Regions from separate parts of the Homo sapiens genome. Here region 1 is linked to region 2. A link is an interaction called in ENCODE POLR2A ChIA-PET data of the cell type or tissue named here. Cell type or tissue: PC-9. All regions are shown on one strand.

Region 1 (5,000 bases), 400 kb after region 2:
AAAGAGTTTCCTTAACTCTGTCCTTTTGCTCTAATTGCTGTGGACGTGCCAGGCAGCACAAAGTGACTCCTGAGGGTGGTTCCTGCTGATGCTGGGTAAAGGTCCACTTATTGAGAGCTAAGTGCTAACACAAAGTAAAAACTCCTCTGATTTCAAGCGTTAGTGAGGCTTATGTTGCTTGGAGGAGAAAAAGCTTGGAGTGGGGCACATGTGTGGAGGATGGAAAAGGAGAGGATGGGAGAAGTCAGAAGAGACCCACCCTACCTAGTTGATTGATGACAGTTTCCCTGAACTTGGAACCCCTATAGCAAATACATACTAGGCACTGCTTGTCACCCAGTGATGCCTTTATCCTTGAATTGCACCGACTTTGATGTGTTTGATGTTAATTCTTTACTATATACAGTAGTTCTAGATTGCTCTTTTTTATTGTTATATGGTTTGTCCTTTGCTTATCTGTTTTATTAATTTTCAGAGTATAAATTCTTAGACTATATTTGTGAATAATACATTCTAAATTTAGTTCAGTGTCTACCTTAATTGCCCATTGCAAGCAATCACTGATAAAAACTTTTCTGTTTTTTGTTTGTTTGTTTTTAAGACAAAGTCTCACTCTGTCACCCAGGATGGAATACAGTGGCATGATCTTGGCTAACTGCAACCTCCCGGGTTCAAGCAATTCTCCTGCCTCAGCCTCCCAAGTAGCTGGGATTACAGGTGCATGCCACCATGCCCGGCTAATTTTTGTATTTTTAGTAGAGACGGGGTTTCACCATGTTGGCCAGGCTGGTCTTGAACTCCTGACCTCGTAATCCACCTGCCTCAGCCTCCCAAAGTGCTGGGATTACAGGCATAAGCCACTGCGCCCGGCCCCCCCACTTGCTTCTTTAAAGGCCTTCAGTGAACCAAGATCACCACTGCACTCCAGCCTGGTGACAGAGCGAGACTCTGTCTCAAAAAAAAAATAAGGCCTTTGAAGAGCTATTCTAAGCCTGGGGCCTTTTATATTCCCATTCTCTTCAAGAAAAAGACTCTGAGGGAGGAGATTAGAAGCAGAGAGTCCCAAAGATGGTGAAGAATCACATAATGAGGCGCTGAAGTATCAGAAGACAGAAAAGGAATAGGCAAAAATAAACTCCAGGGCAATTAAATATCTAAAGTTGTAAAAACAAAACAAAACAAAACACCAACCAACTTCAAAATTATCTGGTGCTCACTTTGGCAGCACATATGCTACAACTGGAATGATACAGAGATTAGCATGGACCCTGTGCAAGGATGACACGCAAATTCATGAAGCATTCCATATATATTTTTTAAAATTTATTTTTAAAGGCTGAGCACAGTGGTTCACACCTGTAATCCCAGCACTTTGGGAGGCTGAGGCAGGCAGATCACTTGAGTCCAGGAGTGTGAGACCAGCCTGAGCAACATGGTGAAACCCCGTCTCTACAAAAAATACAAAAATTAGCCAGGCATGGTGGTGCATGCCTGTAGTCCCAGCTACCTGGGAGGCTGAGGCAGGAGGGCCGTTTGAGCCCAGGATGTGGAGGTTGCAGTGGGTTGAGATTGCACCATTGCAGTCCAGCTTAGGTGACAGAGTGAGACCTTGTCTCAAAAACAACAACAAAATTATTTGAAAAAATATATAGTATTTTTATAATCAAGATAAAATTTTAACAATAAAATTATGAAAAAGCAGAAGTAAAAATGGACCATTCTGATTCAATTGACTATTAAAAATATTTAAAACTCCCATCTAAAAAACTTTTTTTTCTTTTCTTTTTTTTTTTTTTTTTTGACACAAATTCTCACCCTGTCGCCCAGGCTGGAGTGCAGTGGTCCAATCACAGCTCACTGCAGCCTTGACCTCCTGGGCTCAGGTGATCCTCCCACCTCAGCCTCCCAAGTAGCTGGGACTACAGGCACATGCCACGACGCCTGGCTAATTTTTTCCAAATTAAACTGACAATGATATTTGTTTCACATCTACAGGACCATCAATAATCTAAAATTCTGACCATTTCAAGTGTCAGTGAGGATATGGAAAAACTAGGACTCTGATATCCTGTAAAACTGATACACCCACTTTGGAGAGCAACTTGATAATATCTACTCAAGTTGAAAATGCACTTATTCTTTGATCTAGAGAGTCTACTTCCAGATAAATGCCTTACAGCATTGTTTTTCAATCCATTAGTGAGTCATAAAATCAATGTAGTGAGTCATGTCCAGCATTTTACAAAAATGAAATAGGACAGAATGCAATAGAGTAGGAAACAGAGTGCATATAGCAAGGGCAGGTATTATTTTGTTAAATTTTTATTTCATCTATGAACTGGGTCTCAATATAAAACATATTTCCATAGTGGTTTCAAAAAAAAAAACCTCTAAAAACATTCCTTCATAGAAACTCTCATCCATTAGCACTAGGAGACCTGTTGGAGGATATTCCCTGAAATGTAGTGTTTGTAATAATGAAACACTAAAAACAATGTAAATGTCAATCAGTAGCAAATGGATAAGCAAATTGGGGTGTATTCATGTGATGGAACACCATTCAGCAAGCTAAATGAATGAACTTGCTGGGCCAGTGGCTCACACATGTAATCCCAGCACTTTGGGAGGCTGAGGTGGGTGGATCACCTGAGGTCAGGAGTTTGAGACCAGCCAGGTCAACATGGCAAAACCCTGTCTCTAATAAAAATACAAAAATTAGCCTGGTGTGGTGGCATGTGCCTGTAATCCCAGCTACCCAGGAGGCTGAGGCAGAAGAATCGCTTGAACCCGGGAGGTGGAGGTTGCAGTGAGCGAAGATCATGCCACTGCACTCCAGCCTGGGTGACAGAGCAAGACTCCATCTCAAAAGAAAAGAATAAAAATTTAAAAAATTGAGAAAATAAAATAAATCAATGAACTTAATCTAGATGAACAAATTATGAAAACAAAGTTAAGGAAACAAAACAAGATGCAGGAAAATAAGTGCCACATGAAACAAATTACATGAATTTTTAAAACATTAAGAAATACCATATATATGTAAATGTTCATATGTATGTATATGTATGTGTATAGATGTATGTATGTATATATGTATGTGTGTGTAAATACATCATAGATAGATAGATAGACATTCAAAGAATTAAAAGCAGACTAGGCTGGGCACAGTGGCTCATGCTTGTAATCCCAGCACTTTGAGAGGCCGAGGTGGGCGGACCACTTGAGGTCAGGAGTTCGAGACCAGACTGGCCAACATGGCGAAACCCCGTCTCTACTAAAAATACAAAAATTAGCCAGGCATTGTGGTACAGGCCTGTAGTCCCAGCTACTCAGAGGCTAAGGCAGGAAAATCGCTGAAACCCAGGAGGTGGAGGTTGCAGTTAGCCGAGATTGTGCCACTGCACTGCAGCCTGAGAGACAGAGTGAGACTCTGTCTCAAAAAATAAAACAATTAAAAATTTTTAAAAAATGAAAGTAGGCTAATATAAAAGTGATGCCTAAAGGGAAGGAGAAAAGGAAGAGAATTGGACTTGGAAGGCGAAAATAGGTATGATACTATTTATTCATTTTGGGTAGTGGATACATAGAGAAATGTTATAGTATTCTTTCTTATTATCCTTTTAAAACATTTTTAATACATACAAAAGAAATAGGATTAGGTGGGTTTTTGGGAATTAGGTTTTACTCTTGCTCAGAGAGTATCATAAAACTGTATTAACCATTGGTTATTAAGACCCTTGGCCAGGGCTGGGCGCGGTGGCTCATGCCTGTAATCCCTGCACTTTGGGAGGCCAAGGTGAGTGGCTCACCTGAGGTCAGAAGTTTGAAACCAGCCTGGCCAACATGATGAAACACTATCTCTACTAAAAATACAAAAAATTAGCTGGGTGTGGTGGTGGGTGCCTGTAATCCCAGCTACTCAAGAGGCTGAGGCAGAAGAATTGCTTGAGCCCAGAGGGCGGAAGTTGCAGTGAGCCAAGATGGTGTCACTGCACCCAGCCTGGGCAACAAGAGTGAAACTGTCTCAAACAAAACAAAACAAAACAAAACCCTTGGCAGGGCTGGGCGCAGCGGCTCACGCCTGTAATCCCAGCACTTTGGGAGGCCGAGGCAGGTGGATCACTTGAGTTCAACACCAGCCTGGGCAACAGGCCAGGCTAGAAACCCTGTCTCTACTAAAACAAAATTAGCCAGTCGGGCATGGTGGTACATGACCTGTAGTCCCAGCTACTTGGGAGGCTGAGGCACCAGAATCACTTGAACTCAGGAGGTGCAGGTTGCAGTGAGCTGATATTCAGACACTGCGCTCCAGCCTGAGCAACAGAGCAAGACGCTGTCTCAATAAATAAATAAATAAATAAAACCCTTGGCCGGGTTCGGTGTGGTTCATGCCTGTAATCCTGGCAATTTGGGAGACTGAGGTAGGAGGGTTGCTTGAGGCCAGGAGTTTGAGACTGACCTGGGCAACATAGTGAGGCCTTGTCTCTACAAAAAAATTAAAACTCACTTAAAAAAAAAAATCCCTCTTTAAGACTGGGCCCAGTGGTTCACACCTGTAATCCTAGTCCTCTGGGAGATCAAGGTAGAAGAATCCCTTGAGGCCAGGAGTTTAAGACCAGCCTGGACAACATGGCAAGACCACCTCTCTATAAACAGATTAAAATACAAACAAAAACTCTTTCATTCTGGTATTTCCCCCCCAGTTCCTTGGGAAGAATAACTGTCCCGAATCAGCTTGTCAAATTTAGTGAATTAGTAACTAAAAGTGGCAAATCACTGCAGTTATTACCTCTGCTACAAAAAGAAACTTTACCTTTCCCTAAGGTTGCATTCTTCCATATCTTTGCACATATTGTTCCTTCTTTCTTCCTAGAAATGATACTCCCAGTGATACTTGGGTTTGGGGGCTCCAATCTTGTGCCATTTATTCCTACTACTTGTCTGCCAAGCAATCTCCAATTGACTCTCCACAACCTACTTCAAATCTGATGTTTCTTCAC
Region 2 (5,000 bases):
ACTCAAAATTTTGTTAACGTACATCTCGTTAAGTTTTTTTATTGTAATTTTTTTTAAGAAACAGATTTGGAATTAATCATTTGAGATAAAAAGGCAGGAAAACATCAGAACTTAGTGTTTTTCTGTTTATTTACCCCATCCCCATATTCTTGATAAGACAGTACATTTTGGGAGGGGAGAGTATGGGGACAGGGTAGGGTCAGTGATGAGTCCAGTTGGAAGAGGGGCTAATAGACTTGACTTGAAGCTGTGCTGCATAATCACCCTGTTTTTGCTTGTATTATGTTTATCTGGAGTGACTGACGGTATGGTAGCTAAGGCTCCCCAAGCTATTCGTTGTCTCACTGTTTAGGATTGGGGATCATATGCAGTCAACTCCCCATCAGTACTGCCTCTCCTTGGAGTCTCTGGAATGGCCTTTTAATTTACATTTGTCTTCTTGCTATTCCTCTCCTATCAACCTGTTGACATTTAAGGCTCTAAGATGATATTTTTTAGTTTGGATGTCTTTGCATCATATTTATGTATTTATATTGAAACTCTAACCCTTTACTGTAGATGGGGTAATAGTACCTAGCTCAGAGTATTGTGAGAATGCTTAAAGTGCTTTAGAAAATGTTAGCTATTACTGTTACTGGATAACCATCTTTTAAACTTCCTTTTTTAGAAACTGATTCAGCAGTACAGAAAGAACTTAGAAACCAGACACCTGCTCCATCTGCAGCTCAAACTTCTGCTCCCTCTAAGTACCACCGAACTCGATCTGGGGGAGCCAGGGATGAACGATATCGATCAGGTGAGGAGAAGCTGCAGAATGGCCAGCTGAATCGTTTTCCTAACAGTAGTATGAACTGTGTATCCTGAGAGCTTCTAATACTTGTCTTTTTTTTCCCTATGAGGCACCAACAGTTTTATATTAACTCATTCACCAATCATTTATTTTGTACCCTACTATGTATCAGGTATAGTAGGTACTCAATAATTTGCTGGAAATGGAACAGCACATAAGACTGTTTCCGGCTGGGCGATGTGGCTCACGCCTGTAACCCCAGCACTTTGGGAGGCTGAGGCGGGCAGATCACTTGAGGTCAGGAGTTTGAGACCAGCCAGGCCAACATGGTGAAACCTCGTCTGTACTAAAAATACAAAAATTAGCTGGGCATGGTGGTGGGCACCTGTAATCCCAGCTACTCAGGAGGCTGAGACAGGAGAATCACTTGAACCTGGGAGGTGGAGGTTGCAGTGAGCTGAGATCCCACCACTGCACTCCAGCCTGGGCAACAGTGAGACTGCATCTCAAAAAAAATAAAGACTGTTTCTGCCCTTAAGGAATGTAACAGTTTAAGAAGAGAACCAGACAAGCATACAAGCACAAAGGCCATGTGAATAAATAAGTAAATAAGAAAGTGAAGGGTTGGGTCTTGTGGGTGGTACTAGGAGACCTCAGTGGATTCTATTGGAAGAGGCAGGCCCTTCTGTGTTTGCCAGAGTTGTTGCATAACTAGTCTCTCTTAATTGATGGAGCTGAAAGAAAACTCACAATGAAATTTCAAATTAGTTATTTCTTCTAACCCAAGAAGTACCCACAGGAAGGGAAGGAGCAAGGTGTGCCTGCATGGCAGCGGGAGCATGCTCCTGCTTGTACTGTGCTTGGGACCACCTGGCGGCCAGTACCAGGTGTGTGGCTTTGATAAGCAGAGGAACGACTGGTAGATCCCTAGAGCACGTGTGGTGCAGCAGGCCCTTCCCATGCCCACTTCCTGTCCGCTGCACCAAGAGTAGTCTCTGCAGCACATTTCTTGTTTTAAGAAGTGGCAGAATTAAGCAAAAAGACTAATGGGGATATTATTTATTTTCTTCAGATTTTTGTCTTCTTTGTACTGACCAAGGTTGCCTTAACATTTTCTTGAACTGAAAAACACAGTCTATATCACATCCTCTCAAAAACTGCTTTAGAGAAAATGAGAAAAGGACACAGTTGAAGAGCTACATCAGCTATTTTGTGAGCTGATTTTACTAGATACATATTTTCACACACAGAAGGAGAAAAGGATGAGAAATGTTCAGTCGGGAAAAAAAAAATAGAGGTTGTAATTTTATACCTAAACTGGTCTTGAGTGATAGGAGAGGCTTGCTCAGAGAACAAAGACATCCAAGCTGAGTCATGGCAGACAAACAAGAGTTAGCCAGGGAAATAGTGTTCAGAACTTAGAATGCAAGGGTCAGAAAGAGGTGGGAGATGAGGCTAGAAAGATTACCAGAGACCAGATCTTGTGGGATCTTGAATGTCACTGAAGGATTTTCAGCAGAGCAGTAACATCATCAGATTTGTATTTGTTCCAGTAGCTCACTCCAGCTGTAGACTGCAGTGCCTGGCACAGGGCCTTCCATATATAAGAGCTAAACAGATATTTTGCAGAAAGAAGGGAATAGAAGTATTTACTAGTAGGCCAGGGTGGTGGCTCACACCTGTAATCCTAGCACTTTGGGAGGCCAAGGTAGGTGGATCACTTGAGGTCAGGAGTTCGAGACCATCCTGGCTAACACAGTGAAACCCCATCTCTATTAAAAATACAAAAAAATTTAGCTGGATGTGGTGGCAGGCGCCTGTAGTCCCAGCTCCTCGGGAGGCTGAGGCAGGAGAATGGCGTGAACCTGGGAGGCAGAGCTTGCAGTGAGCCGAGATCGTGCCACTGCACTCCAGCCTGGGCGACTGAGCGAGACTCTGTCTCAAAAAAAAACAACAACACATCGTGGTTACTAGTTAAGGAATGGATCAGAGAAAGGGAGGGCTGGAAGTAGCAAAGCATTCAGGTGCACCCCTTTGTTGCCAATCACCTGAGCCTCATTTTCCAGCCACCTAGTGTTGCCTTTTCAGGCTGGAGCCCAGGTTCAGCAGCAGCATGTTCCAACCTGTCCAGAAGGGTTTTTAGCCGTCACAGCTTTCATCCCTGGCCTTCTGGGAGTTTCTGTGTGTGTGTGTGTGTGAGTGTGTGTGTGCGTTTTGTTTTTTTAACCTTCCTTTTTCTTTGTTTTTATAGCATGTAATAAAGGATTATTAAGGATCCAAAAAGGTGATTTTCAATATTCTATATCCAAGCCAATCAAATGTAAAAAAGTTTTTTGTGAGCTCATTTAGTACTATAAAATTTTGAGCTTCACCTGTTAAAACCCAGCTGTGATCTGTAGTCCCTGCTGTTTTGCACCATTGCTTTTTGATTATCCCAAGTATTAGAAAGCGTATGCTGTGGATCAGATACTAGTCAGCTGACTGTGGAGATTGTTGGTTAGGTGCAGGTATACTAGAGAGTTTGTAACAATTGTATGTTAATCTCACTGGGAGTTTTTCTGTGTGTGTGTGTGTGTGTGTGTGTGTGTGTGTGTGTGTGTGTGTGTTTTAAAGGATAGTAGCAAAAAGTAGGCCAGAACGAGGTGAAGTAGGGGAGAAAAAGTGATTTAAAAACCCTGAAGATATTGAAAGCTATGAGGGTCCTGCAATCCTATCAGGAGGGGAACATAAAAAGAGGATGCAAGCATAGACTTTGGGTGAAAATCAAATTTTTCAGTATATTAGGAATTGCTCAACTAAATAACGAAAGAAAGCTCAGGATGTGAAAGAAATTGAGTCTCTGAGAATTCTGGCTTCTCCGAATAAGAAGAAATCAGCAGGGGTGGCTCATGCCTGTAATCTCAGCACTCAGGGAGGCCGAGGCAGGAGGATTGCTTGAGAAGAGACCCGCAGCCCCTGCAGAGGTGGAGCAGATAAGTAGTGGAGGTTGATGGGAGCTGACCTTATATCTGTTTGCTACGCCAGTCATAGAAAGGGTTACATTTACATGTCATGTGCAAAAATAGCTGAAGAATTTAGGGTATATTTAATAAAAGTTGCTAGAATTCAGAATAAAGTGATGGCTATGTAAGAAGGATTTTATATTAATGCTGGTAAGTGTAATTATAAAACACTTTCTTATTTGATGGAGGCTTATTAACACCTATAACATTTCAACCAATCATAATCAAATCTAAATAGACTTAGTGTTCACATTTCAGACACAGTATAAAGAACTTACCTTTATTCAGAGTTTAGATTATCTGACCTGATTCCATTCTTTGTGCTTTAGCCAAGAGGGAGCTTAATTTCAAGTATACTACCTTATTAGTATATTTCTTTTTCCTGCACATCCAGGCATGATTCACCTCCCTGCACACACATAGTATGGTCTCAAATGTAGAAAACACAAATTAATGCCTGAGATGGAAAGTGATCTTATTGTAAGTCATTCTGACTCCCTTGATGTTAATCTCTTGAGAAGTTAGGTACCTCAAACAAAACAACAAAAATAAAACAGGACATTAAGGGAGTATTCGTATTACCTTATTCAGCTCAAACATGAATACTGGAAAATGATACCCAGCTTCCACATGCTTCTGGGAGAGATGTCCAAAGTCACTTGTGTCTGGGGACTGAACTCCAGAAGTGACTTCTTTATCAAAGATCAAGATGAATTGTGTGGTGTTCAGTGAGTCAAATTCAGTTAAGAGAGCTGCCTGTTCTTATCAATAAGAGTCTTTTCTAATAGATAACTGAACATCTCTTTTTGACACTGGTGTATGGGTCAAGGTTTATCATGTTAGAAAATAGTTGGGTGGCTTGATTCGTTTTGTAATCTGTTGCTGTGAATGCCTGTGACAGGGAAAAACATGCTCTGTAATTACTAATTATCCAAATGTTACAGGCCTTCTAAAGCTTTCTTAATGTGTGTAATTCCCTAGCTTTGTCCAGTTTGCCATTACATATTTCATATCATATATAAAAATGCTTTTGGAAATGTACTCTTTTTAATTAATAAATGTAAGAATTTGATTTGCTGTTGTCTGTTACTTTCTCAGTAGAAGTGATTAATCATTTTTTAAGACAGCTAGGAATCATTTTTCCTTCTAATATAAGGAGGACATTTTTCTCATTTTTAACATACCTAAAATCAGAATGTTTTATACAA

What was found. ChIA-PET counts read pairs that join two places held together with the same protein. Peaks named below come from ENCODE experiments on the same cell type or tissue, not always from the same donor. Only the 100,000 strongest peaks of a DNase experiment are listed, where the experiment ranks them.
Region 1: POLR2A ChIA-PET joins it to region 2 with 19 read pairs; 2 of 35 experiments call an interaction of 5 or more read pairs at or near these places.

Annotation. Positions count from the first base shown.
Region 1 is chr12:51,036,290-51,041,289 of GRCh38, forward strand. It overlaps the pseudogene RNU6-1273P. Among named protein-coding and RNA genes, the nearest start is that of LETMD1, 9.5 kb to the right of the region's middle. In PC-9, no CTCF peak of the experiment used is centred here; a DNase peak (open chromatin) is centred at 2,162; H3K27ac peaks cover 1,024 bases.
Region 2 is chr12:50,640,057-50,645,056 of GRCh38, forward strand. It overlaps DIP2B (disco interacting protein 2 homolog B), which reads left to right. Exons shown (of 38, transcript NM_173602.3): 3 at 668-796. Among named protein-coding and RNA genes, the nearest start is that of ATF1, 120 kb to the right of the region's middle. RefSeq lists an enhancer at 626-675. In PC-9, no CTCF peak of the experiment used is centred here; a DNase peak (open chromatin) is centred at 2,155; H3K27ac peaks cover 1,663 bases.